Linked DNA regions of Homo sapiens: all the other regions are linked to region 1. The links are chromatin contacts, found by Hi-C or POLR2A ChIA-PET in ENCODE. All regions are on one chromosome and are shown on one strand. Each heading gives the region's core, a stretch centred on a gene start or an enhancer-like site at or near the end of the contact. The rest is flanking DNA. Distances are from core to core; before and after follow the strand shown. Region 1 has its middle 35 kb from the start of NUAK2. Region 2 holds the start of MIR29B2CHG (MIR29B2 and MIR29C host gene). Region 3 has its middle 16 kb from the start of LINC02767. Region 4 overlaps SYT2 (synaptotagmin 2). Region 5 holds the start of CD55 (CD55 molecule (Cromer blood group)).

Region 1 (5,868 bases), core at 321-2,820:
GTGAGTTGAGATCACACCACTGCTCTCTAGCCTGGGTGACACAGTAAGACTGTCTCCAAACAAAAAGAGAAGGAATACAGCAGGCAGGGGGTTGCCAGATAAAAGAAAGGATGTCCAGTTACATTTGAATTTCCGATAAACAATGAATTTTTTTTTAGTATAATATTACACAGGACATGCTTAACTAAAAAGTTATTCATTTTTTTTTTTGTTTTTTTTTTTTTTGAGACGGAGTCTTGCTCTTTTGCCCAGGCTGGAGTACAGTGGTACAGTCTCGGCTCACTACAACCTCCGTCTCCTGGGTTCAAGCAATTCTCCTGCCTCAGCCTACTGAGTAGCTGGGATTACAGGCGCACGCCACCACACGCGGCTAATTTTTGTATTTTTAGTAGAGATAGGGTTTCACCATGTTGATCAGGCTGGTCTCGAACTCCTGACCTCATGATCCGCCCACCTCAGCCTCCCAAAGTGCTGGGATTACAGGCATAAGCCACTGCCCCTGGCCTTCTATTCATTGTTTATCTGAAATTCAAATTTAAATGGGTGTTCTGTGTTCTGTATTTTTACTTGCAAAATATGGCAACCCTAATAGCAGGAGAGATTTGGGTTAGTCAACAGGATGAACTTGGATCAGATATTGGGATTCTGACCCAGGGAAGGATGGAGAATCCCCTATTCTGGACAGCTTTAAAAAAGGAGAATGTGGGCCAAGTGTGGTGGCTCATGCCTGTAATCCCAGCACTTTGGGAGGCCAAGGCAGGCGGATCACCTGAGGTCAGGAGTTCAAGACCAGCCTGACCAACATGGAGAAACCCCGTCTCTACTAAAAATACAAAATTAGCCGGGTGTCGTGGTGTATGCCTGTAATCCCAGCTACTTGGGAGGCTGAGGTAGGAGAATCGCTTGAACCCAGAGGGCGGAGGTTGCGGTGAGCTGAGATCACACCATTGCACTCCAGCGTGGGCAACAAGAGCAAAACTCTGTCTGGAAAAAAAAAAAAAAGAAAAAAAAGGAGAATGTGGCCAGGTGCGGTGGCTCACACCTATAATCCCAGCACTTTGGGAGGCTGAGGTCAGGAGTTCAAGACCAGCCTGGCCAACATGGAGAAATACTGCCTCTACTAAAAATACAAAAATTAGCCAGGTATGGTGGCACATGCCTGTAATCCCAGCTACTCAGGAAGCTGAGACAGGAGAATCACTTGAAGCTGGGAGGCAGAGGTTGCAGCGAGCCAAGATCGTGCCACTGCACTGCACTCCAGCCTGGGCAGCAGAGTGAGACTCTACCTCAAAAAAAAAAACAAAAAAAAAAAGCAAAAAAAAAGAAAGGTGAATGTGTCTGAGGACTGAAGGGCAAGCCTCTAAATGCTTAGGGGTAGAGTTTATAGTCAGAGGGACCTTCCTGCAGCTGGGCCAGAGACTCACCCACCCTCTAGAAACCTCAGCAGCTGAGGATGAACAAAACCCACAGGAAGTGGTGGAAGTGAAACTTGGTGTCAGTGTTGTTGTTATTAAAAGGGGGAAGTGACACCGGGTGAGTGAAGGGTGGGTGGAGGTGAAGTCTCTATAGGCAGCGAGGTCATTCGGCAGCGCCCCCCTTCCTGCTCTGCTAAGAATAGTTACGGTTGTGATAGGGGTGTGGTTTGTCTGAGGCTGGGGGAATGAATCTCGCTTGATGTCTGGATGGGGCAGAGCAGAAGTAGCACTGGGGTGGTCAGAGCTTCAAGTCAGGTGGCAGCAAAACCTAAGAAGCATTTTTGGGTTTGGAAATAAACAAATAAGTGGCCTCAGAAGCAGCTCAGAGGAGAAGGATCCTGCCTTCCAGCTAAGAGAACTATAAGAGGGAAGCAGGGCCCATGACCATGACAGTCCCTCCTCTAGTCAGCTTGGGAAGCTCTGAGAAGCTCTTTCCATTAAGAGAGTCAGGGATGCTCCAGAAATCAGGCTGGCAGGGAGGCTGCAGTGCGTTTTTGTCTCTAGCACTTACTGAGCACTTACTGTGTGCTTGACATTGTGCCAGGCCCTGAGGCTCCAGAATTAAATACAGTGTGGTTCCTGCGCTCCAGAGGTTGGAAGTCCAGTGGAAGAGATATGCATCAAACTAATATAAATTCATGAATTCATTGTGATCAGAGGTAATAGTTGAAAGCCCAAGCAGCAGCCTACCTACTGTGAGCCTGAGCCCACCCCTCAGCAACTCCCCAGCCCTGGCCCAGGCTGCAAACCAACAGAGGCCGGAGTCACCCAGCTGCCTGCAGAGCAGTGCATCAAGTCAGGACCCTTTCTCTGCCCAGACGTCTTTGCCAACTGTTTGGAACAAAGGGAAATCATCTGGTTTGGGGAAAGACATAAGAATGACCGTTTTCTTTCCTAAACCTTCACCCTCTCCCATTTCGGCCTGAGAAAAGCTGTTAGATGCTTCTTCAGAGGGTTTCTAAGGGCCACAATTGCCTTCCACCTAAGAGGGAACAGGGTGGGGAGGGGTGGCAATGGCCTTCTTTGACCGCAGAGGTTTTGGATTTAGCCTGAAGTCACAGAACAACTGAAGCCAAGAGACAGTTCACCCTTTCTGGTGTCTAGAGCTTATTGAACAAATGTCCATTGACCCCCTATTGCTAGGGGCAGGGGTGAAATATTGAGTTGAGTCCAGGGCTCCAGCCTACTAGAGGCACAGTCTGTAGAGAAGTCAGATAATGACCAGGCGGTGCCTAAGCTGGATCTGAATCCAGGGCCTTTAGTCATCAGACACTGGACAGATTCTTCGTGGAGGGAGTTGGGCCTTGAAGGCTGAAGAGTTTTCTGGGTCAAGTACATGTTTAGGGAGCAAGAATTCCTTGGAAACTTAAAAACTGGTCTCCCATGGTCAAGTCTGGCTCCTGTATGTGAACATCATACACACAGAACATGGCTCTGTATCCTGACTCCTATGCACCCCCGGCCACATTGTATACTCCTGCTTGTATGCTCCTGGCCAGTGAGGTGTCTGCAGTCTTGGGACAAGTGGTGGCCAGGGAGTCTTTGTCCCCTGGGTTCCTGGGGTTCAGGCTTCAGGTCTGGTTTCTGCCGTTGCCCCTCCTCTGGTTCCCTCCTTCTCACAAGACACAGCCTGACAACCTGGCCTTCTCTCTGCCTTCGTTAGGAGGGAGGCTGCTCAAACCACAGCTCACCACAGCTCACCACAGCTCACCACAGAGGCCAAGCTGGGTGTGCCTCTGTGGAGCAGCGGCAGGAGCCGGCTGAACACAGCCAGGACCAGTTTCCCCAGGGGCCAAATGCAACCTGTTCTCCATTGCATCTTCCCCACTGGTGGGCAAATTGTGTTGGGCTTCTGTGAGGCCCCATGAAGGTAAGAGAGTCTGGAGTGACTTTGCCCAGATTGGCTGTGTGACCTTGAGCAAGTCACTGGACCTCTCTGGGCCTTGACCTCCTTTATTCGATTATAATCCAGACCCTAGGGTCTATCCCAGCAATGTACGTGAACGTGTATTGTGAGTTGTCGAGCACAGCACTCGTGTGAGAGGTTATTACTTTATTACTTTGAATTTGCCCTGAGCCCCACAGTTTGAATAGGGAGGCTGCCTCAGAATTTATTTTTGAGTATCAGCTTCCAGATGGAAATTCCTAACCTGGGGTCTGAGGATGGTCTGCAGGGAGTCCTGGTGTCATATAGAGAATTTTTGAGTAGATGCGTTTTTCTTGGAAGAGGATGCAGAGTTTTCATCAGACCATTGAGGTCTGTTAAGAGCCACCATCTGAGCCCTAGGGCTCCCTCCATGGGGGGCAGGCAGAGGGGCCTCAAATCCTTGGTGGCCGTATTCATGAACCGAAGTGACCTGCTCAACAAGGACATGCCTATGTGGGTCTGAAAATACCGGCAAGCTAACAGAGCTCATGAGAACCACAGTGCCAGAGCCTGCGAGGTGAATTTCATTAGCACCCTCTGTGCTGGCCTGACCTTAGCTGGAGCACTGCGCTCTGTTCAAAACAACATGCTTTTTGTGGTTTTTTTTTTTTTTTGGTTGGTTAGTTTCGTTTTTTTAGAGATGGAGTCTCACTCTGTCGCGTAGGCTAGAGTACAGTGGCGTGATCACAGCTCACTGCAGCCTTGATCTCCCAGGCTCAAGAGCCTTGATCTCCCAGGCTCAAGCGATCTTCCCACCTCAGCCTCCCAAGTAGGTGGCCCATGTCTTCACGCCTGGCTTTTTTTTTTTTTTTGGTGAGAATCAGTAATTTTTTTTTTTTTTTTTAACTAGAGATGGGGTCTTGTCATCTTGCCCAGGCTGATCTCAAACTCCTGGACCCAACTGATGCTCCTCCCTCAGCCTCCACTTTGAGATTACAGGCGTGAGCCACTGCACCTGGACAAAGACATAATGTTTTAAGAAGAACTTGGGTAAATGGAAATGTTTCCAGAGGATACAGGCCAAGCTGTCAAAAGGTCTTAAATCCATGTCTTAGGAGAAATGACTGAAAGAACTAAGGGTATTTGGCTTGCGGCAAAGAATATAGGTTAGATGGGGATTGGAAGTGCGTTAACTTCTTGAAATACTGCCTAGTGGAGTCTACCCGGGAGGCAGATAGAAACTTAGCAAAAGGAAATACTTTCCAACAGGGAGCCCTGTCCCTCCTGGAATGGAATAGGACTTTCCTCTGCCTCACATACTTGGTTTTGCAGGAAGGAATAAATTGCAGACAGGATCCAAGCTCTATCTAAGAAAGGAACAAATAAATGACAATGACCACTTCCCTAGGGTTTGGGGAGACTGGGTGATGCCTTGTGGGTCAGGGCAGGGGAGTACAGGCTGGACTTGGGCCCCTGCAGCCTCTATCTCCTTCACAAAGGAGTCTGCTCTGTCTGCCTGGGTCTGCAGCTGTCAAACTCCTCCCTCTCCACTTCACAACCCTCTGATGTGGTGTTGCACAAGCAGGGGGGGAGCCAGGTTGGGTGAAGAGAGAGGAAGCTGGCGGCCCTGGGAGGCTGGGCTGCAGCTCCCTTGGAGGACAAGCTAAGCTGTCATGGGCCAGGCTGGAGGGGTGGGGAGGGGAAGATGGCTCACTGGTGAGTCATGGTGGCCATTGTCTGCTCCTGCTCCCTCTGGGGGAGGGCGACTGAAAGAGACAAGCCCTCTGGCCAGCTGGGCCTGTGAGGGCAGGTTTTCCACTCTTGTCCTCACAGCTCTGAGAGCAGCTGGGGTTTGGCTCCCTTACCCTGATTTCCCATCATGCAGCAAGGCAGGGCTGGTGGCTGACATTAGATGGATGTTGAGGGGAGGGTGTCCAACCCCGCTCACACCTTGCTAAGGGGCTCAGGATGGTCACACAGTGGATCCTAAAGGCCCAGGCTGGGGGAGAAGCTGTCCTGCCCTGTCTGGCATGGCAGACGATGCAGGCAGGCGTGCCCCTCTCTAGTGATCACACTGAACCTGAGCGGCACACCTTCCCCACCGCACCCTTCCTAAACCTCCTTCCAAACCTGCTCCCATCTAGCAGGCCTGTCCAGCACCCCACCCTCCCTCAGGGCCCCAGGGGAGCCTGCAGAGAGTGAGGTCACTCTGGATTGGTGCCTGGAGGCACCACCCTTGCCCCTCACCACAACCTGGTCTGGTCCGAGTGGCAGGGCCTCCATCCTGCCCCCTGTGAAGCCCAAGTTTGGGTCCCTGATAACTCCTAAGGCTGACGTCACAGAAGCACAGAATGACAGACTGTCAGGGTTATTGTATGTTGGGGAAACTGAGGTTCACAGAGGTCAGACACATGCAGCAGGGGTGCCCAGTCTGCAGTGGGCAGGTGGGGAAGGGAAGACTCCCTGGTGGGGGACTGCTGTGCTCCCAGGCCCTAGCAGGCCTCCAACTTGGGGACAGTCTGAGTT
Region 2 (5,453 bases), core at 165-2,664, 2.5 Mb before region 1:
ACAAGGAGCAGACTGGAGAATTTAGATCTGCGTCACAGAGCTGAGAGAGAGAGAGAGAGAGAGAGAGAGAGAGAGAGTGAGAGAGCGAGCGAGCAAGCAAGCTCCGTCGATAGGTCTGCTAGCAACAGCCGTGCTGCAGCAGAGAGAGAGAGAGAAATCAAGAAACAAGTCATAGCAACACCGGGCACCAGGTTCTGCCAGCTCACTTGCTGAGCGTTCAGAGATCTGTCAGGGCCAGAGGCCTCTGGGTAGCCTAGGCTAGGAGATGACACGCAAGGTGGCACGGGCGGTTCCCGTGGGGAGGAGGTGGGGTGGTGGTGGGGGGCAGGGGTGGGAGCAAGAGGTTGTGGGGCGACGGTGGAGGGTTTGATGGGACCAAATTCTGGAACATTCGGGACTGCGGCACCTTACGGCGGGACCAAGATTTGGGTCTGCGCAGGCGGCGATGGGTGGTCCGACGGGCTTCAGGACTTGATGGCGTAACCCCCTTCTTCCCCCACGTATGTATTTGCTGGGATCAGGGGCGCTGTCTCTGTGTATGTGGGTGCTCTGTCTTTCTCACCTTCTTTCTCGATTTTTGCTATTTATTTCTCTGAGGGAGGGTTTTTTCCCACTTTAATTTCTTTTCCCTAGTGTCAGCTGCTCAAGCCTGACCAGGGTAGAGGTGAGAGGAGTGAACCATCCCCTGCTTCCCACCTGACCTCCCAGCTTTTACCCTATTTCCTTCTAGTGGACAGACAGACTGGTTCTCCAAGTTGTTTGGGTGTCAGCGTCCATCTGTCTGTCCGTGCAGGTCTTATGTGGAAGGTAAGGGAGTGAGAAGTGCCGAAAGGAAGACAGAGGGACAGTTTTTTCCCAGGGGTTGCCTTATTGAAAGGTCTGGCCCTGGGATTCTGAGGCTGGTGGGGAGCCGAGTGGCCAGGGTGGGGTGTGGGCTGGGAGAAGTGGGGTAAAGCTGGTAGGTTTGTCACTGCGTAGTTGGGAAAAGTGGGGAATGGTGACGCAGTCACTGTTGCATCTGGTTAGGAGCTCTATGGGGACAGGTAGTGAGGCTCCTGGGGTCTCTGTGGCCAGCTGAGAGGGGTTAAGGATGAGCTAAGAAGGGAAGCTAGCATTTAGAGATTAAATGTCATCCTTTTGGCGTTGGAAAGTTGTTTACCTTGCGCTCTCTGTGTCTCCATGTTGGCTCCCTTCCAGTTCACATGTGATGGCCTTCCCTGTACTGCTGCATCATTAACTAAGTGACTGAGCTGGCCTTCCATTGGCCAGGGGAGGGCTCTCCCTCCAGACACTTCCTCTGATTGGTGGGTGGGCCAATGGCAGGTGAAAAGCTTTTTTTGATTGGCTCAGGGCAGGGTATCAAATCTGAATTTGCATTTCACTTGCTTAAAGGGGAGCGGGGAGAAGCCCAGCAGCTTTCTAAAATCTCTTTAGGGGTGTGCGTAGGCTCCTGTGTCTATGCCTGCTTTTGACTGCCCAGTTGAAGCCTCTTCCTATGCCTTTTAAAATTTCACGCACTATAAGGAGGAAGAGCTCAGGGCTCCCAAAACTTTTTATTTAGAGGGAAGAATGCTAGGGAGATGGGTATGCAGAGGGTTGACCAAATTGGAAGAAAATATTTATTCTGTAGTTTGGTGTTGGAAAAGGGAATTTTCCAATCAGCCACACCTCAGTGTTGCGGCAAAATAATTCTTGGCTCCCCTGGAAACGCATGGGCAAGGTAGGGCAGAGCTGCTGCTGCTGATACTGCCACCACCCTGGGCTTCCTGCTGACTCTGGGCTACTCCCTGGGGACAACAGATTTGCATTGACGTCCGGGGCTGTCCAGAGGCCCTCAAGAGCCAGTTGTGAGCTGAGCCCAGTATGGGAAAGATCTACCTTCTGGAAGCTACTACTACGTGGTGCTTGGAAAGGTGAGGATGGGGGACTGACCCCAGGAAATTGCTCGAAACTCCGCATCTGGTGGGATTTCCAGAAAAGTCAGTGGGAGACGGGAGGTTTGGAGGCCCCGGGTTAGAAAGGTTTGTCAGTCTAGGGAATGAGGAGAATCAGAATAAAACTAGGGCAGCAGGCTGTCCGCCTTTGGTTGGGGGAGGGAGGCCTCGAAAAATCAGGGTCCCGGCTCTCTAACCTGTCTTTGTCGCAGGTCTCACGTTTGTGGGGAGGGGGTTTACCAAGCCCTGCGCCATGCGCAGTGGCCCCCACCCGTGACTGCGCATCTGGAAGCGCAGTGCGCCCTGGGTCTCTGGCCTAGGACGAGCACCGCCCTTCTTATTACATAACTGAGGGCATGGCACGCGCCTTCTCGGCCCTTCCTTGCAACCCTACCTTCTTGCTCCCCAGGGCCCATAGAGCTGGGGAGGGTCTGACTGGGTAGCAGTGAAGGACTGCAATCCCTGGGAGGGCTAACTCTTGTCTAGTTACTGGCAGGAGCCAAGCTTGAGGACAAAAGTGGTGGTTTTCTAGCCTCATCTTGGGGAAGAGGCTACAGAACATCCTTCTGAGTGCCCCATACCACCTATGGCCCCTAGGGCCTCTCTGGTGGAGGGGGTGGCACCCTTCTTTCACTCATGTCCCATCTGATTTTTGAGAGGATGTTTCTGAAGGAAAAGATGTGATGATTATCGGGGGCTTGGTTGGGAGGTAGTTTTGACAGTTTACTCCCCTTGTCACTGGCTTCCCCTCTTTTCCCTGGGTGGGTTTATGATCTTTCTGGACTCCTCTGATGAGCTGCCATTTTGGAGCCATTTCTGCTGGTCTCCGACATGGTGGCGTTGGTTTTTCTGTCCTGCTGTGCCAGTTCCGCAGAGTGGGCGGGGGGCGGGGGCTATGACGGAGGAGGGGAAGGGGGGGCAAAAGCACAGCAGAGGCAGGCACAGTGGTGGCTGCCGCAATGAAGGTGGCTCTAGGGGCAGAGCCGCCTAGTCCCACCCTTGGACACAGTCCTGGGTGGGGATTCAGGTGGAAGGCGTCTGGGTAGGGGTTCAACACCTGGGCCCGGCTTTGCCAGAGCGTGGGTTTCCCATGTCCTCATCAGCCTGGTGCTTGGAGTAGTTCGGAAAAGCTGAGTGTCTGAATGAGAGTGGAGGCAGAGGCTCGGCAGCTCATCTCAGACGTGTCAGACCCGTGGTTTGTGTTCCCCAAATAGGCTCTGTCTCCAGCAGCCTCCCTGTGGGGACAGGGAAGTGAGGTCCATGGCAGCTTTGAGGATCTGTTCGGATGGTCCTGCCTGCTTACTGTTTTTCTTCTCTTTCTCCTCCATGCCCCCTGCCAGTGCCATGGTTCCAGCTGTAGTCCTCTTGTGAGGCTCCCCGCTGCCCGTTCCCCCTCTCTCCAGGCCCTTCTGCGTGCAGCGGCCATCTTGTCTTTCTTGCTCAGAAACTTAAAATGGTTTCTCATAATTCCCAGAGTAAAATTCCTTCCCTTTAGCGTGATGCTCAATGCTGGCCGTAACTGGCCTTAGGTTTCCTGTACAGTCTTACCTCTCTCAGTTTCTTTTGGTGGACCATAGGTTCCAACAAAACCAGGCAACTTCCTTTTCCTATCTGTTTTCACCAGTGATGTTTTCCATGCCTCTTCTCCTCTGCATCCACCTGTGGCAGTCTCACTTTCTCCGTGGACCTCTCCTGATTTCCTTGGCAAGAAGCAGTTCTCATAACCACCCCTGCCCTTTCAGCCAAACTTCCATACAGTCTGTCCCTTTTTATGGTACTTTTGTTGTGTTATGATTATTTGTGTATAAGTCTTATGTCACCTATCAGATTGGGAGCTCCAGGAGGGAGGCTAGAGAAAGGAGAAGGAAAACAAATACCTATTTGGTGCCTTCTGTTTGACAGATACCATGTTATACACTTTCCCTGCAGTTACTTCATTTACTCCTTTCCACAGCCCTGTGGGGAGCATCCCATGTCTAGTAAGTGGCCTGGTCATGACTAGAGCCCTGGTCTTCCAAAGCCTTTACATTTTTCCTCTCTGAATTACTGGTGTTTACAAGATGGCTGTTATGAAGTAGATCCCCAAAATTTGTCTATTTAAGGAATTTTGTAAGTCCCTAATGCTCTGAGGGAGTTTGGGTGGTCAATCTTGTGTCCATGGTCTGGGTCCCTCAGCTGTTCCTTGACACTGTCATTAACTTTCTCCTCTTCCTTTGTGGTCAGGTTCACTCAAGATGATGGCTTTTTTCTTGTAGCTGAAATTGATGGATTAACTGACTCAGTTATCCTGGTTGCCTTCCTCGTACAAGAGGAGGGAGAGGTGGAGTGGGATACAGCATCTTCAAAGCCAGAATAAGCTCCAGAATTAGAGAGCAGGGAGCAGAGACACTGGACTTGAACAGACCTAGGTTTTCATTGTGATCCTTCTTCTTAGCTGAGTGACTTTAGACAAGTCATATGATTTAAGTTTTCAGTGAGATGGAGCTACTACAACTGTTATACAGAAATGCCTAATATATTGGCAGCAAATAGGTTCCCATCCCTACCCAGTGGTTTATCAGGGACTTAAAATGGGAGCATAGCAGGGGGCTAGAGAAGAAATGGGGGAGACAGGAGCTCCTGTGCCCTAAGTGGTATCACAGCAGGGGCGCAGAGGAGGTAACCTAGGCGTTACGCCCTTCAAGCCTGCAAGGTGTACTGTCCCCCACCTGCCATAAATACCCCTTTACTTCTGCATCAGGAACATGCCATGGCATCTGAGTGGTGGGGGCTGGTGACGGCAGAGGGAGGGTCAGTGAGCTTTCCTGGGAGCCTTTTGATGCCAGGTTAGTTTCCCTTCTTTCTGAATCTCAGCAGTGGCTGCCTGCTTCCCTGACGCTGCTGAGTCCCACGGGAGGGGAGCTGGGCACCCTGAAGCCCCTCGTTACCAATTCGGGGGCCGCGGAGCAGAGTGTGACGACAGCCAGTGAGTCGTCAGTCGACGGCAATGGGGACCCTGGTGACGGCTGCTTTGTTGTTTTTTTTCCTCTTTGGAAGATGACTCAGTGTATCGGGAGCCGGGAGATGGAGCTCTCAGCAGAGTGGCCAGGATGTTCTGTCAACATGAAAGCTACAAAAACAGCTCGGGGCTCTGAGCTGATCCTTAGCCTGGGGTCATTTTCAGGGAGGGCTGGACAGAGAAGGCGGCCACCGCCCGGGCATCAGGATGGGAGCGACACCAGGTAACTCAGCAGGGCTCTGGGAACCCTTGCATTTTAGAGTCTGAAAAGAAAATAACAGCTGTATGTGTTATTAGATGAGCTTGGCAAATAGGGTCACTTTTTGAGTTCTTCCCACTAGTCCCAGATGACAGACATCTTCCCAGGGCCCAGAAAGCCCTTTGGGATTTTTCACCGTGGTTCTCTTTGTGATAGTCTTGCTGGTCATTGCCTTGAATGAAGGGCGATTCGCTTCTTGGGGTAGGGGTGGGCCAGGCCGACCTCAGTGAATGCGGGCGCACCTGTACCTTGGGAGAAGTGG
Region 3 (6,201 bases), core at 2,679-5,178, 2.7 Mb before region 1:
TTTTAAAATTCAAATTAAGACATGTTACTGATGCAGAATTGCATGGAGGTGCAGAAGCTAGTACTATGATGGGAACTGAAAAAAAAGAAAGAAAGAGAGACTGGAAAAAGTATATTGCAAATTTCACAATGAATAGCACTGCAATTTGCTAATGCGCAAAATGAGAAAGCTGTTGTATAAAATTTATTTAAGTATAATAAAGTACAAAAATATTGAGATTTTTTGGCAACTACATAGTGAATTTGATAAATTTTCTCTCAACATTCAAAAAAGAACCAATGGAATGTATTACCTGAAATTAGAATTACATATCTAAGAAAAAATTAAGACTTTTTACAGGTCCCAGCTTGTCACTTTGGCCAAATATAATTTTGCTTTGGTTCTTACATATACATACACACACACACATTTTTTACATGGAAGGATAATAAAAAAAACTATTTCAGTTATATAATTTTTTAAGAAAATTATGAGATAAAGACAAAAAAGATATTTCACAAAAGTAAGAAATTCAACTAAGCCACCAAAAAATTGCTTATAAAATACCAGATCTCTTTAACTACAACAGAGATCAGCTGATTCAAAATCTAAAAAACTGCAAATTTTGTGGTTGTTGTTTTTAGCTTTTGATAAATCATGAGATATAAAATACACTGCCAAATTAATGCTTTGGGTATATTTTGTCCCTAACAACTTATTAATTTACTAATAATTATTGTCTATTCGTGGCCTAAAATATTAAACTCATGGCATGAGTATTTTTCAATATTTTACATCTGTTGAAGAATTTCAGCTAGTTATTAAAAAATTAGCTTCTAACACAACAAACAGTTTTCCATCTATGTTAAGCTAAAAATCGGACTTACTGGAATTTTTCTAAAGGGACTGATATTTTCTTTACTTCTTTGTTTCACTGTATGATACATCTTAAAAATATTTATGCTCATTTTCTGAAACAAACTCCATGAAATGTGTCCTGGATACATTGTTAAAATCATTCAGTGCATACATGCAGGTGCAATGAATCATCACAAGTTTATAGAACTGTTGAAAGAAATAGAAGACAATGAGTTCAATGACCTCATGCCTTCTTTGACAGTGCTCTTTGGTTGAGTCGTGAAAGAATTTTACGAAGATTTACTGTACTGTTAATTCCAATCCAATATTTTTTGAAAATAAAGAAAAATTGCCAAATATTCAAAAATCAAAGACAAAAGATGGCGATGTGATTTAAGTTTTCACAGTGATATCACACTGCATATAAATAAGCTAAACTTGAAACTCCAAGGAAAGGTAATGCTTATCTGTGGCCTCTCTGGACAGATACAAGATTTTAAAATGAAATTAAAACTTTTCATAATTTAATCAATAATAACAATCTTTATTATTTTCTTATATGAGTCAATATGCAGAAGATTGTAATTGTAATGGATAGCATTACTTAAATTGGCTACCAAAACCGCAAGAAAAAGTGTAAAGAACTCATTGTGGATACTTATAAACAGTTGCTTTTCAATCTATCAATATCATTTTGAGTCAATATTAATAATGCCGAGTTCGCACAAGAGTTAATAAATTAACTTTGATAGTTTTGAAACTGATAGCTTTTGCTTTAAATTGACTTTAAAGCAATTATGGTTAAAAGAAAAAAAGCTGGACCAGTTTTGTACATATGGACGCAAATATTAAAGGAGAATGTTTTTTCATTTAACGGAAAACATTTTAAGTATATTTGGAACACCTTATGTATGTGAATATAGTTTTCCAACTGTAAATTTTATAAAATCATACACTTCAACTCAATTATTTCCTGTAAAAATTGAGCTTCTGCATTTGGTGAGCTCTAAGTGTAAAGTACATTTAGTAAGGAGAAATAAATCTAAAATATCTCAATATTTTTTAGATTGATTGCATATTGAAATACAGTATTTTAAGTGTATTAAGTTATATAAAGTTATATTATTAAAATTAATTTGTCCTTTTTTTACCTTTTTTTTTTTTTTTTTTTTTTTAAGAAAGGGTTTCACGCTAAGACTCTGAGACAGAGTCACCCAGGCTGGAGTGCAGTGGCAGTGATTTTGGCTCACTGCAACTTCCACCTCCCAGGTTCAAGTGATTCTTTCACCTCAGCCTTCTGTATCTCAGTAGCTGGAATTACAGGTGCACGCCACCAGCCAGGAGAATTTTTGTATTTTTAGCAGAGACAGGGTTTTGCTGTGTTGGCCAGGCTGGTCTCGAACTCCTGACCTTAAGTGATCCACCTACTTCGGCCTCCCAAAGTGCTGGGATTACAGGGGTGAGCCACCTCGCCCAGTCCCTACCATCCCCCTTCTCACCCTTTTTTGGTAACTGTTTAAAATGTGGCTACTATTAAGTTTTAAATGACAAATGTGACGTGATATATTTCTAGGGATCACTGGTATGGGGAGTCTGTATATATATACATATATATATACAAATTGCCTCCTCAATAAATACTGCACTTAAGGGCTTTAAAAGGCAAGGAGGGGTGGGGCACGGTGGCTCACGCCTGTAATCCCAACACTTCGGGAGGCCGAGGCGGGCTGGATCCCCTTGAGCTCAGGAGTTCCAGATCAGCCTGGGCAACATGGCAAAACCCCACCTCTACTAAAAAAACAAAAACTAGCTAGGTGTGGTGGCGCACGTCTGTAATCCCAGCTACTTGGGAGGCTGAGGCACGAGAATCTCTTGAACCCAGGAGGCGGAGGTTGCAGGGAGCTGAGATCGCGCCACTGCACTCCAGCCTGGGTGACTCTGTCTCAAGGGCAAGGAGGGGAAGAAGCCAGTCTGACCCTGACTACTGCAAGAAATCTTTGCCCTGACTGTGTATATAAGTGCTTCTCAGTGCTTGCCATTGTCTTCCTGCTCTTTCCTTTTTTTTTTTTTTTTTTTTTTTTTTTGAGATGGAGTCTCACTCTGTCACCCAGGTTGGAGTGCACTGGCGAGATCTCGGCTCACTGCAAGCTCCGCCTCCCGGGTTCAAGCAATTCTCCTGCCTCAGCCTCCCGAGTAGCTGGAATTACAGGCGTGCGCCATCACGCCCAGCTAATTTTTATATTTTTAGTAGAGACGGGGTTTCACCATGTTGCCCAGGCTGGTCTCCAACTCCTGGCCTCAGGTGATCCACCGGCCTCGGCCTCCCAAAGTGCTGGGATTACACGCGTGAGCCACCGTGCCCGGACTCCTCTTCTAACTATGAAAGAAAAAGAAAGAGGAAGGTCTCTTCTGAAAGCTTAAAGCCAGATTTCCTCTGAAAGTCTAGCCGGCCAGTTAAAATGCGTCAGAGTCTATTCATGGCAGCAAACAGTAAAATAGAATGCCCTTTCTCTAGTAAGTATACGTAAATAACTACAGGCTTTTGACCCAAGAACTATCAGAAGCCCTGAAGCAGAGAGAGAAAGAGACTCTAGTTTCTGAAACTCTGAAAAGCTAGGATTTTGTGGCACTGGACACTTTAAAGGTTGTTTTTACAAAATAAGAAAAACTGGGTTAGATAAAGAAATGGTTAGAACTAAAGTTGAAGTTTAATGGGAGGTAGATACTCAGTTTGCACTTCCCTGTTTTTATTTCTTTATATTTCGCTCTAAAATATATAAGCATTATAAACAATGATAAGTAATTAATAGCGACGTAAAAATTGATGCTCTTATTTTAATGACCACGTTTTGGGTGAATATCAACATAAACGACCAGATTGCTATTTTGTCTTGCTGGTTATGGTTGGGGAAAGCTTTTGTTTGGAGAGGGGAGTGCTGTGGAGAAATAACCCAGTTACCTAGCGGCAGATACAAGGCATCCAGACATGGAAACTGGGAGGAAACAAACATTTTCCGGAGCAAGCTGACAAGCTCAGCCTTGGTGCTCCATCTGCGTCATAAGTAGCTCCCTGCCTCCAGTGCCTGGCGCTGTGCCTGGCACCACGTGGGCGGCCAGCATCATTTGTTGGACTGAATTGTAAAATGAGGTCACTTCCACAAAGGGATTTGTTGTCTGATCAGAAGAAAGAATGCAAACCATAAGAAAATAAATATAATAATTTGTCTTCCTTTTTGTGTTTTTGTATTTTGTTTGTATATATTTTGTTAATTAAAATTTTTTTCACCTAGTTTTTTTTAGAGAAGACAGTGGACGCACAGAGCACAATATAGATAACCCTTACTACCTGAATTCTCACTCTGCAAATATTCCCTGTAATGGCTTGCGTCCATTTTTATCCCACATGCAGTACCCTAATTGAAAACCTGCTATAAAATATCTGCATGCTGGGGCCAGTGAAAACTTATAATTTGAACACAAGTTTGGGCAGGAGGGTATAGGGTGCCCTGTAGTTGGATCTAGCTGCTTTGCCTGTAAGATGGCTTCTATTTTGCTTGCATTGCTTGTTGTGTTGTTTAAACCTGTGTGTTATCATTGTCATCTTCTCCACATTGTTAAGTGAAAATGCTTTCTAAAAAAGTGGAAAAGCCTGTGAAGAAAGTATATGAACAAAAACCCAATCACTAAAAAGAAGGTTGAGAGTGAAAAAGCGTTTTGAGAAAGGATAATAAATAAAAAAAAATGTATAAGCCGGTAAAAAGACAACCTAATTTGTATTGGATATTAAAAAAATGGTATTTTTGAAGGTAGTATTTGTCTGTACTCACTAATTAGAACTAATGAGAATTAAATGTAATTGACATTTTAAATCCTTTATACCTTTCAGAAATCTTTATGGATTAATACATAGATTAATGACAGTGTTTTAGTGAAATTTGGGGAAATTTCTTGGGGTTTTAAAAAATGCATTTTTATTTTTTTATTTACAGTAATTATGGCTTCTTTGATTTTCTTGTGTTAAACTTTAAAAGAGTATGCAAATTTTAAAAAAATGAAATATAGGCTCTAGTTATCTGAAATTTTGAAATCTAAAACATTTTCCAGAATAAATTGGATTTGGATGTCTCAGGATGCCTGAGGTCACAGACTGAAAGTAGAATTAAATGGTATTATGAGCAAATGTTCTTTTTCACATCTAGAAAGGCCTTTTAACTACAAAGAATTTAATTGTTTTTGTTGTTGCTACTTAGAAATATTTGGCAAGCAAATGACTCTAGATAATGTTTCTAAGAGAACTTCAGAGTCCTCTGATATTGAAGTAAAGTTTGAATCCTAAATCAAATTAAAAAAAAACCAACACACACATTTGAAATAGTTGAGACCTTTATAAATTATCTTTCTCCCAAAAAGAAAAAAAAAATGAGTGTGAAAGCCACAGTTGGTCCATGGACTATTGTGGTTGTTCCTAGCTGGTTTCTCTATCTCTAGTCATCCCTGTCCCTCCTTGTCTCATGGTCAATATATAAAGCTCTCAAAATTCTCTGGTGAAACACTATTTGATCATAACAGCTTCAGGTTCAGGAAACATTAACTCTCCATTTTGTGTGTGTGTCAAATTAAAATGTCTCCTTCCAGTGATCCAATTCCTGCCATGTTTCCAAGCCTCCTTTGACCATAACCTGTGGGCGTGCCCTTCCTTATATGTTACTTCGTGGTTCTCTCCAACACCTTGGGTTGGCGACCCTCTTGTGCTCAATTAGGGACACTGCTCAAATCTGCTTTATTCTGTTCAATTCTCTAGTCCTCTTGGGCACATGTACAACAGGGACATATCTCTCCATACCTTCAAGCACAGGGTATATATAGGGTTAAATACTGCTTGTAAAATGAATGGATAAATATGACATTATCTGCCTAAGTAACCATTGCCAGTCCTGAGAGACATCCATCCTTTTAAATACAAAGCTGAGCTCACAAAAAAGTAAAAGAAATCCCTAAAGGAACAAGAAATCAGATTTATAAATCCGTGCTCCATGCCAAGCTGTCCAGAGGAATTTTTTTAATTGGTCAAATAGAAGTTTTGATTTAAACCATAACAAAGAGGAAAAGAAAGAAGGCCTTTTTTCTGTGGTACCTGAACCAAGACCTCTGGAGAGCACTATTGGTGGAACCATAGGGCCACACTTACTGAAGAACCATACTTACTCACTGAAGGAGAATCAGAAAAAATGCATGCTACTTCTGGATGCATACAAAGGATTATTTTATCATTTACTGTTATGCCTTTCTGAAACCCCACTAAAATGGGAGCAAAGAAAATTTTTTCACAAGAATAAAGAGGTGCAGGACAGATCAGTAATGGTA
Region 4 (5,306 bases), core at 1,401-3,900, 2.7 Mb after region 1:
ACACACACTCACACCAGACCTTGGTTCCTTCCCAATCTATGCTTGGGTGGGTGTCCCTGGATATAGCCTGATGACAACTGAGTCTTAACATGGTTTGTGGAAAGAGCCCTGGGCCCAGAGCCAGCCTGTACTGCACGGGGGGACCCTGGGAAGGCCACTTCCCCACAGAATTCAGTGTCTTCTGTGAAATGACATAATGTGACCCAATCTCAAAGTCTGTCCTGCTTGATCATTTACAGACCCACATATTTATTGAATGTGGGCAGATTACTTGAGGTCAGGAGTTCGAGACCAGCCTGGCCAACATGGTGAAACCCCGTCTCTACAAAACTACAACAAATTAGCCAGGCGTGTGGTGGGCACCTGTAATCCCAGCTACTTGGGAGACTGAGGCAGGAGAATTGCTTGAACCTGGGAGGCAGAGGTTGCAGTGAGCCAAGATCGTGCCACTGCACTCCAGCCTGGCAGACAGCGAGACTCCATCTCAACAACAACAACAACAAAAAATGCGTAAACAAGTGAGCGTCCCAACAAAATTTTATTTACAAAAATTAGGTGGGGGACTGGATTTAGCCCCTGGACTGCCGTTGGCCAATGCCTGCACTAGAGCAACAGCAGTGAGTAAGACCAATGAGGTGGCTGCTTATACAGTCACAAGCTGCATGAGTACCATGGGGATGAGAATGGAGAGCTGGGAAAGCAGGTGGTTGAGGCCTTGATGCGGGGGTAGGGGAGGAGGGAGCCATGGGTGTGGGGAGGAAGGCGTTCTTGGAAGTACTGTTTGAGCTGAGAAAGATGTGTAGACTGTATTAGTCTGATCTTGCACTGCTATAAAGAAAAACCTAAGACTGGGCAATTTATAAAGAAAAGAGGTTTAATTGGCTCGAAGTTCCACAGGCTGTACAGAAAGCATGATGCTGGCATCTGCTCGGCTTCTGGAGAGGCCTCAGGAAACTTACAATCATGGGGGGAGGTGAAGAGGGAGCCAGCACTTCACATGGCCAGAGCAGGAGGAAGAGGCGAGGGAGTGGGGGTTGGGGGGTGCTACACACTTTTAAATGACCAGTCTCATGAGAACTCACTATCACTAGATCTGACCCTGTGATCCAATCACCTCTCACCAGGCCCCACCTCCAACATCAGGGATTACAATTTGACATGAGATTTGGGCAGGGACACAGATCCAAACTGTATCATAGGCTTTGGCTCCTTGAAGGGGGCACAGCATATACAAAGGCCCCGAAGAGGGTAATACAGTGTATTAGGGGAAACAAAAGAAGGAGTGTAGGCTGGTGTTAGCAACCCAGGGAGGGAAAGCTGAGGTGCTGCTGGATGGAGAGCATGAGGGGCTGTAGGCCACGCTAGGGCTTTCGGCCTGTCTCCCTGGGATGGCTTTTCATTTTTGGCGACATGACTGGCTTTGCATTTTATGAAGATTGCCTTGGTGGCAAATACGGAACTGACTGGAGGCGAGCAAGAGGAGACCCAGAAGATCAGGCAGCTATGTCGGGGGCCAGTTGACCTGTGGGCCTGGAGCTCGGAAGTGGCTTGACTCTGACAGAAGAGGATGGCACTGATGCCTGGGTGCAGAAGGAACCACGCAGGGAGACACCATGGCTGAGAAGGGAAGGACCTCAAGTGCAAGCCTGAGGCAACCGAAGGAGGAGTAGTCACAGTTATGACAAAAGCAGGCAGCGGCCAGCTGACCACAGCTCAGGGGTCCAGCTCAAGGAAAATGAAAATGCGCCCTGGGTTTAGTGACCTTGTGTTCATCATCCATGACTTTACAAAGAGCTACTTCAGCAGAGGGATGGGGCAGAAGCCACAATGGAGGGGCTGACGAGTGAGGTGGACGTGACGAAATGGGGACCATGTGTGCGTGTGTGTGCACGTGTGTATATGTGTGTGCATATGTGTATGTGTGTGCAAGTGTGTGTGCGTGGTCACGAAGGGGAGAACAAGGCAGCAGGTGGGGCTCATTTTTGGTGGGTGATGTGATAAACTGGACTGGTCCAGCCTCAGCTGAGGGAAGGGGGAAATGTTAGGCACAAGAAAGGGCAGGGATGGCAAAGACTTCCTGAGAAGTCAGGAGGGATCCTGCGCAGGAACGGGAACTGGCTTAACCAGAGGAAAAGCCCTCAACTCACAAGGGGTCAGGAGGAAAGGTCTGTGGTTTGACCCAAGGTTGGGACATTTTGAGAGATTTCTCGCTTCTGCTTTTCTTTAAAATAACAGCAAAGAGAGAGGAGGGGTGTGAGGGAGCCACAGGCCTGCGGAAACTGGAGGAGGAGGCGAAGCTGGTGGGGAGGCGTTTCCTGCAGTTTCTGTGCAGTGCAGAGGGCCTGGGTGATCCTGGGGATTGATGGGATACAGGCTGCCCTTGTACTGTGGGGGGATTTTCACCAGGGGGCTCAGCAGTCGGGGGTAGCCATGGAGAAGGAGAAAGCTGTCAGTGGGATTTCTCCAGGGCTGGCGCTTTGCCAGGTGAATACCACAGAAATGCCAAGGGAGTGTGGGGAATTGCGAACAAGTTGTAGGCACCACGGACCATGGTGGGAAAAGAAGACTAGAGGGGCTGATGGTGGCCCAGGGAGGTCAGGGAGACTTCTCCAGGAAGAGCATTCTAGGCTGAGGGAGAGTAAGTGCCAAGACTGTGGGATGGGGGTCTGTTTGGTGGGTTTGTGGCTGGTGGCAAGAGGCCAGCATGGCAGGAACTGCGTGACTGAGAGCAAGGACAGGAAATGCCTGTGGGAGCCAGCCAGGGGCCAGGCCAGGCAGGGATCTTATTCTAAATGTGACAAGAAGCCACAGGAGGGTTTTAAATAGATCAGTCTGGCTGCAGTGTGGAGATCAGGCTGAGTGGAGGGGAGTGGAAGCTTCCAGATAGGAGGCTACTGTGGTACTCCAGCTGGAGGGTGGAAAGTGGCCAGATTTGGAAGGCATTGTGGGTGGTTGATGAGTTTGCAGACACCTGGGATGTGGGGGGGTGACCCCACATGGATGGGAAGGATGACCCCAAGGCTTCTGGTCTCAGCACCTGGTGCCATGTACTGGGTGCATAACTGAGAGACGGGCCCTGAATCCACCCCATCCACTCTCTGGGCCCACTGCCCATGCCTGCCTTTGACATGAGCCTCCTCAGGCATCTTCTATTCCCTTGCTGTCTGGGCAGCTATGGCCTCCTGGTTTTGTTGGAGTCTGGAAAAGCTTCCAATCTGCTGCTGCTGCTTCATGGACTCCCCACATTCCCTCTCTGCAGCTCTAAGTCATTTTCCTCTGGTGGATTCCCCGGGAATGCCGTCTGTCTTTCATAAGAGCTCGGGGATGACATTTGTTATTGGCTGTTTTCAACTCTTTCCCCGCTTTCCTCTGGAGTTATGCTCCACCCTAGTCTTTTTACTCACGACAGCCAAAGCGAAACTTTTAAAATATACATTTGTACATGTTACCCCTGCCCCCACCCTAAAAGGCCTCCCACAGCTTCTCATTCCTCTTTGGGAAAGACAAAACTCCTTGACGCGGCCTATGGTGCTCCTGATCCTGCCCTGCCCGGCCTGCCAGCCTCACCCTGAACCGTGATCCATCCACTCCAGCTGCCCTGGCCTTCTCTCAGGCTTTGGACTCACCACACTGCATCCCACCTCTGGGCCTTTGCATAGGCTGTGCTCTCTGCCTAGGCTGCCCTTTCATCTCCTCTTTACCTGGATAAATACTCACCCTTCAGGTCTCAGTTCAATCATCAATTTTTCAAGAAAGCACTTTTGCTTTCCCAGATTAATTCACGTATGCCCCATTATAAATGCTCACCACCACCAGATGGCTCTCCTTTCTTGCACTTCTCATAATTACAATTTTATATGCACTTATGTGAAGTGCATGGTAAATTCCATGAGGGAAGCATGATATGAGCTCAGTAAATACTTGAGTGAGTGAGTGAATGAATGAATGTGTCTCTCACATCTGTTCTCTCTACTCCATTCCTTACCTTCCCATCCTAGTGCAGGTCTTTACCATTTCTGGTCTGTGGAACCAACCTCCCTGCTCCACTCCCCATGGAGCTAACTTCACAAACCCCACTTATAACTGCTCAGCACCCTTCAGTGGTTCCTGCTGGGTATAGAGGGAAGTCTAATCTCCTTTTCTGGGACTCCAACACTCCTGAGATGCAGTTCTCCCCCTTCATTCCTGGCCTGCAGATTCCCTGAACCTCAGGAGCATTAAGCGTCTTCATTCCTGGCTGGTTTATTTGACACCAAGCAGCTTTACTTTGCTACAGGACCATTTCTGGACGGTCAGTCTGGAGAGAAGGCCTGCATCCACCATGAACCTTGGGTCCCTCTACGGTGCCAGGGCCACTTCCAGGTGCCTCAGATAAGGTTCAATGAACACTTCTCAGATTCACATCCAACCCACATTTATTGAATGCCCTCTATGTGCCAGACACAACCAAATTTATTTTTAAAATTTTCACGGCAGTTCTGAAAAGTAGGTATTATTTTCCACAATTTTATATTGAAGAAATCAAGTTTCACAAAGGGATTTTTGGAGTCAAATGACAAGTGGTTGGCATTCTTGGGACTACATTCAGCCTCTTCCCCCAGCCTGTGCTGCCTCCTGCCTGCCCTGCAGTGGAGAGTGAGAGGGTGGGGTGCTGCAGGGACCGTGGACCGGCTGTGGGGAGCTGTCTGCAGAAAGGGGAGGAGGACTGCCAATCCAGCGGCAAGGGTAGAATGGAGGAGCTAGGCTCAACTGATAAATGGCATCTACAAAAAGCCCACAGCTTACATTATATTAAATGAAGAAAGATTGAAAGATTTTCCCCCAAAGATCAGGAAAAAGACAAGAATTCCCACTGTCACCACTTCTGTTCAACAGTGGACTGGAAGTTCTAGCCACGGCAATTAGGGAAGAAAAAGAAAATGGAAAACTATCTTCATTTGCATGATTCTATATATAGAAAATCCTAAGGACTCCACCAGCACACACACACATGCACACACACACAAATTATTAGAACAAATGATTTCAGGCTGAACGCGGTGGCTGATGCCTGTAATCCCAGCACTTCGGGAGGTGGAGGCAGGCGGATCACCTGAGGTCAGGAGTTCAAGACCAGCCTGGCCAACATGGTGGAACCCCGTCTCTACTAAAAATACAAAAATTAGCCGGGCATGGTGGCACATGCCTATAATCCCAGCTACTAGAGAGGTTGAGGCATGAGAATTGCTTGAGCCCAGGAGGCGGAGGTTGCAGTGAGCCGAGATTGCACCACTGCTCTCCAGCCTGGGCGACAGAGCGAGACTCTG
Region 5 (5,309 bases), core at 332-2,831, 2.0 Mb before region 1:
ATATCTCTCCCTATATATATCTCCTTATATATATCCCAATTATATATCTCCTTATATATATATATCCCAATTATATATATCTCTCTCCCTATATATATATCCCAATTTATATATATACATATATTTTTTCAAAGTAGCAAGAAGAGAAGATTTGGAATATTCTCCACACAAACACCAAGTGTTTGAGGTACTGGCTATCCAATTACCCTGATTGATCATGACACACTGTATGCATGTGCCAGAATATCACATGTACCCTATAAATATGTACAAGTATAACAGATTTTGAAGTAAATATTGAGAGCTTTTAAAAATGCCACCACAGAGTTGTATTTGGTAAGTCCTACTTTATAAAATACTTAAGAAAACATATCATTTACGCTATGTGTCTCAAGGCAATTGCCAAATATATTTTATATGTTTACTCCCTAAACAATACCTATTGTTTATTTTCTCTACTAGTTCGTTCAAGAGGTACAGTGTTAGGAAGAAAAACTCTTAATGAAGCAGCAGGACCTACTCAGGGTGGTAAATGTCTTCAATTAGCTGGAGTGTGACGTGCCAACAGGGTATACCCTGGGGTTTAGTAACGCTAGAGAACTATCAATTACTAGTCACTCCAAAGGTATATAAAAATAAATTTAAGATACATTCCATTCCCAGAACTTTTCTAAAAAGATGAAGAACTTACGATTGCAGAACTCTTCAATATCTGACCATTGACTGCCCTTAAGGCAGATCACTGAGTCCTTCTCGCCAGGAATTTTCACAAAGCTTTCTTCACATTTGTACGTTATTACAGTATCCTCGGGAAAACTTGTACGGCCTTCCAAAGCTGGCTGGGCATTAGGTACATCTGGGGGAAGGCCACAGTCACCTAGGGAGACAAAAGCAGAACTGAAGGAAATGACTATCAAGTGTCCTCACAGTTGCTGTTTTCAAGACACAAGCCCCCTTGAAATGCCACACCTGAAAGAGATGACATGCAAGTTTGCAGCATCGTGTGCTCCACACGGCTGGACTCTGTCGAGAGTGGGGAACGGTCAGCGGTCTGGCCTCCCATCCTTTTAGACCAGCTTTTTGGGGGTTAAGGATACAGTCTCTTTGAGCCCTCCCTTTCGATTTTGCCAGGCTTGGCTGCTCCGCAAACCCAGCCGGGGCCTCTTTAACCCTCCACGCCGACCCCTAAAGCCAAGTCAGCTGGGGGCCGACACAGCAGGAGCCCCAAATGCTGGTGAGCGGCGAGAGCCTTAAAGGCACAGGACGGCGGGAACCACGACCGCGGGCCAAGCTCCCCACCTGCCAAGTCGCCGGCCCCTGTGCGTGTCTCAGAGACCGACTTGGACCTCCCACCCAGCCCAGGGGCTTCCCCGGCCGCCGGGCCCCTACTCACCCCACACGGCCGGCAGGCACAACAGCACCAGCAGCAGCAGCCGGGGCAGCTCCCCGAGGAGGGGCAGCGCCGCGGGCACGCTCGGCCGCGCGACGGTCATGGCGCGCCGGGTTAGAACAAGGACGCGCCGCCGGGACTCCGCCGAGTCGCAGCTACGCCCAGCGGCCGGAGCGAGTTGCAGTAAGCAGAAGCCTCGTGGCTCCGCAATACCAGTTAAATGAGTGCTTTGGGCGGGGTCTGGGCTGGGGCTCTGCGTCACCAAGGGTGGGACAAACAAGACGGGTGGAGTAGGGGTTTGTTGTGGTCAGAGGTGCGGTCAGAGGGCTCCGGCGTCATACGCCCCGGGGGCCCTAGACTCGGGGAGAGTGGGGAGGGGAAGGAGGAGGAGCTCGCTGGCAACACCCTCTGGGACTCACTCTCTCCACTGCTGGGTGGGGCCTGCGATGACCTGCCTTCTAGAAACCTAAATATCTCCTCGCTACGTAAACACAAACGGGGTGTAAACGGGAGAGGGGGAGGGGTGCTCAAGTATCGCAGGCCTTGCTGCCCGCACGTGAGTTCGTCTAAGCGGAGCATCCCCGCGCTTGAGTGCTGCCAAGGGGACCTGCAGGTGCGGTGGAGTTCGGGGGCTGAGACTCAGGCGCTGAGACGCGGTGCTCTACCCGCGTCTTGGGCCCTCTACTGGGAGGTCTGTCAAAGGCCAGCACGAGGGTGGGGAAATAACTAAGGAGGAAGGGCGTCATCTCCTAGAACACTCTCTAATGTGAAAACAGAGACCTGGGGAAACAGGTTGAATAACACAGTAGGGAGTGAACATTGTTCATGCCTTGTTCGGGTGGGAGTCATTTTCTTCACCCGGGTTCTCCTTATTTACGAAAGACACCACTTTGGGATTACTCCAGACTGACTGTAGAGAGAAATTCACCAGTGTGCGTGTGTGTATGTGTGTGTGTGTGTGTGTGTGTGTGTGTGCGCGCGCGCGCGCGCGCCTCGGGGCGGTGTGGGGTGGGATAACAATAAAAACAAACAGACCCCAAAACGCTGAATGGTGGTGGGGTGGATTTTAAGAGGAAGGCTTGTTACAAACCCTTTAGAATAAATAGCCTGAGGTTTGCAAGACTGGCCACACATTAGAATCACGTGGGGAGCTTATATATATATTTATATTTATATATTCATATATATTTATACATATATAAATATATATTCTTTAAGTTCTGGAATACATGTGCAGAACATGCAGGTTTGTTACATAGGTATACACGTGCCATGGTGGTTTGCTGCACCCATCAACCCAACATCTACATTAGGTATTTCTCCTAATGCTATCCCTCCCCTAACCCCCACCCTCCAACAGGCCCCCGTGTGTGATGTTCCCCTCCCTGTGTCTGTGTATTCTCATTGTTCAACTCCCACTTATGAGTAAGAACATGCAGTGTTTGGTTTTCTGGTCTTATGTTAGTTTGCTGAGGTTGATGGTTTCCAGCTTCATCCATGTCCCTGCATAGGACATGAACTCATCCTTTTTTATGGCTGTGTAGTATTCTATGGTGTATATGTGCCACATTTTCTTTATCCAGTCTATCATTGATGGGTATATGGGTTGGTTCCAATCCAGAGGCCCAAACTGCACCTTAGACAAATTAAATCAGCATCTTTGGGGATGGGACTGGGTATCAGGATTACTTAAAGTGCCACACTGTGCAGCCAGGTTTGAGAACCACAGACCTATATGGTACTGGTCAGAGTAAAGATCTATCCAGCTTAGGACCACCCCTGTCGAAAACAGAAAGGATATAGATGGCAAGGTGGGTTGCCCTTCTTCATAGAGAATAGCCTCAAGAACATGCTTCCCTGTAATAATTTATCTGGGTCTGGCTAGCAGAGTCCTAGCCTAGATTCCTTTTCCCTTAAATGCCTTACCTCGTTAAGTGAAATTCCCTACTTGGAATTATACTTTGGTCTATGGACCAGCTGTGGGGGTATTTGTTATATCCTATCATTATATTCTTTCCTGAAGGTTTTCTGATAGCTCTTTCCTGGTTGGTATGAGCTTTTTGAGGAGGAAAACAGCAATTTTTCAATCATAGCATTTTCTTTGACCCATACCTACTGTATAGAACCAAACCTTGTGTTGCCCATTGCTGGAGCCAATCCTACAGTGATTCCAAGCAAGGGACTACTGTAGGATTTCACTGAAACCTAACAATATTCGAACATTGTGGAGTTTAGAAGTTATGGTGGGGGGCTTTTAAAACCATCTAGTGTCATCCTCATATTTGATGTTAAAATATCTAACCTTTACTCCCATATTGGATATAAAAACACAAGGTATGTTAGGTCCTGGCAGTGTTTAGAAGTGGCATGAGGTCTTCATTTATTCCCCCAATAACCTCCAGTAACCTTAACCACCACTCCCTTCTGTCCTGCCATTAGAGATAGGTAATCTTCATTCCTGCTTGGGCTCACAGAATTGGTGTGAAAGGCAAGGTAGCATTATGAAAAAGACAGGTTCAAGCAAGACCAGTTATGCAGCTGTTAGAAGACTTAACATTGAAGTCTGTTAAAGCTCTCTACATGTTTATTATGTGAATGTCATAGCTTTATATGGAGAGAAAACAATGAGCTCTGCAAAGTGTCAAAAATATTATCTCTATCACACAGCTCAGTGACACTAAATGTCCTAAGCATTCACCTTCCAGCATACTTAGTTATTGGCAATAACTTTTTTTAAAAGGAAATTTTGGCCGGGCGTGGTGGCTCACGCCTGTAATCTCAGCACTTTGGGAGGCCAAGGCAGGAGGATCACCTGAGGTCAGGAGTTCCAGACTAGCCTGGCCAACATGGTGAAACCCCGTCTCTACTAAAAATACAAAAATTGGCTGGGCGTTGTGGCAGGTGCCTGTAATCCCAGCTACTTGGGAGGCTGAGGCGGGAGAATCACTTGAACCTGGGAGGCGGAGGTTGCAGTGAGCCAAGATCGCGCCATTGCACTCCAGCCTGGGGGACGAGAGCAAAACTCCGTCTCAAAAAAAAAAAAAGAAAAGAAATTTTACGAACAATTACTGGATAGAGTCTTAAGTAATAGTTACAATCAGCCAAATTTCAACATTCTGAGGGGAAGGAAACAAAGAAATCCACTATGTATTTACTCAATTTAGAAAAGAGATCTATGATAAAATCTAAGCATTCCTCAGAAAAAAGCAAATATGTGAATTTATAACTTACTAAAGATTATTTTAAATAAATGGCCTCATTTGTTGTGTTCCAGTTGCTTTATACACATTATACCATTTCACCAACACAACTTCATGAAGTGAAGATAACTATCCATATTTTGCAGACAAGGAAACAGGCTGAGAGGCTGTTTACCAAAGCCCATGCACTAACTAGCGACCAGGTCAGAATCTAAACCTAGTTTGATTCCAAAACCTGTACTTCTCCTGTCCTGCCGTACTACATTCTTTTTATTGGAATGAGCAAAAATTTCTTGTATGCAGAGGATGATGAATTAGGTACTTGGGGAGGTGATTTGGGAACCCAGGGGCTTATGATATGAGAAGTAGTTCCAAGGCTTCATACTTATCTACCAGAAACTATCAGTGTGTCCTCAGCTGAGTCACTGCACCTCTCAAGGGCTTATTTCTGCATTGATTAAATAGCATTTGGCACTAAAATAGTCTCTATAGACCTTCCAATCCAAAACAAGCTTATGTAATTAAGTCAAAATACAAAGAAAATAGGTTTATGATTTTGACAGAGCAAGGGACCACGGTTCTTACTCTTATCCCAGGAACCATACAATGACTAAATCAAAGACTGTTTAATAAACTTCCCTAGTATACAGAAACCCACTAAGTGTCAATACTTGTGTTTGAGAATCTACAATCTAGTAGGGAGGTTTTCCATGATAAAT

Evidence for each region. A loop is a pair of places that touch in the nucleus more often than their neighbours do. ChIA-PET counts read pairs that join two places held with the same protein, here RNA polymerase II (POLR2A). Pooled maps may share reads with other maps.
Region 2: a pooled map shows a loop between it and region 1 (11-fold over the local background). The contact joins the promoter of MIR29B2CHG here to the enhancer-like site in region 1. A Hi-C loop is called at or near these places in 2 of 37 single-sample maps with no recorded cell type and 7 of 50 pooled maps.
Region 3: a map with no recorded cell type shows a loop between it and region 1 (20-fold over the local background). The contact joins two enhancer-like sites. A Hi-C loop is called at or near these places in 3 of 37 single-sample maps with no recorded cell type and 4 of 50 pooled maps.
Region 4: a loop to region 1 is called in a pooled map, with 12 times the contacts of the local background. The contact joins two enhancer-like sites. A Hi-C loop is called at or near these places in 2 of 37 single-sample maps with no recorded cell type and 3 of 50 pooled maps.
Region 5: a map of B cell shows a loop between it and region 1 (23-fold over the local background). The contact joins the promoter of CD55 here to the enhancer-like site in region 1. A Hi-C loop is called at or near these places in 2 of 168 maps with a recorded cell type or tissue (B cell and naive thymus-derived CD4-positive, alpha-beta T cell), 2 of 37 single-sample maps with no recorded cell type and 8 of 50 pooled maps. POLR2A ChIA-PET finds 5 or more read pairs at or near these places in 1 of 52 experiments (AG04450).

Annotation. Positions count from the first base shown.
Region 1 is chr1:205,284,058-205,289,925 of GRCh38, reverse strand. No RefSeq gene overlaps it. Among named protein-coding and RNA genes, the nearest start is that of NUAK2, 35 kb to the left of the region's middle. RefSeq lists an enhancer at 5,329-5,428. Within about 2 kb of position 1,570, at least 13 of the 41 ENCODE cell types and tissues checked have a DNase peak (open chromatin) inside an H3K27ac peak, as active enhancers do; they include B cell, where a contact is called at or near this core.
Region 2 is chr1:207,818,664-207,824,116 of GRCh38, reverse strand. It overlaps MIR29B2CHG (MIR29B2 and MIR29C host gene), which reads left to right and starts at 1,414. Exons shown (of 6, transcript NR_135299.1): 1 at 1,414-1,913; 2 at 4,971-5,155. It overlaps LOC148696 (a long non-coding RNA gene), which reads right to left. Exons shown (of 1, transcript NR_026817.1): 1 at 1,521-5,453. RefSeq lists silencers at 1,224-1,403, 4,859-5,153 and an enhancer at 1,544-1,723.
Region 3 is chr1:207,939,563-207,945,763 of GRCh38, reverse strand. No RefSeq gene overlaps it. Among named protein-coding and RNA genes, the nearest start is that of LINC02767, 16 kb to the left of the region's middle. Within about 2 kb of position 3,928, at least 15 of the 41 ENCODE cell types and tissues checked have a DNase peak (open chromatin) inside an H3K27ac peak, as active enhancers do.
Region 4 is chr1:202,613,103-202,618,408 of GRCh38, reverse strand. All of the region lies in intron 1 of SYT2 (synaptotagmin 2), which reads left to right. Among named protein-coding and RNA genes, the nearest start is that of SYT2, 95 kb to the left of the region's middle. Within about 2 kb of position 2,650, at least 13 of the 41 ENCODE cell types and tissues checked have a DNase peak (open chromatin) inside an H3K27ac peak, as active enhancers do.
Region 5 is chr1:207,317,950-207,323,258 of GRCh38, reverse strand. It overlaps CD55 (CD55 molecule (Cromer blood group)), which reads right to left and starts at 1,581. Exons shown (of 10, transcript NM_000574.5): 1 at 1,394-1,581; 2 at 692-877. The coding sequence starts at 1,493. It overlaps LOC107985251 (a long non-coding RNA gene), which reads left to right and starts at 1,130. Exons shown (of 3, transcript XR_007066838.1): 1 at 1,130-1,573. RefSeq lists a silencer at 1,306-1,385 and an enhancer at 1,946-2,155.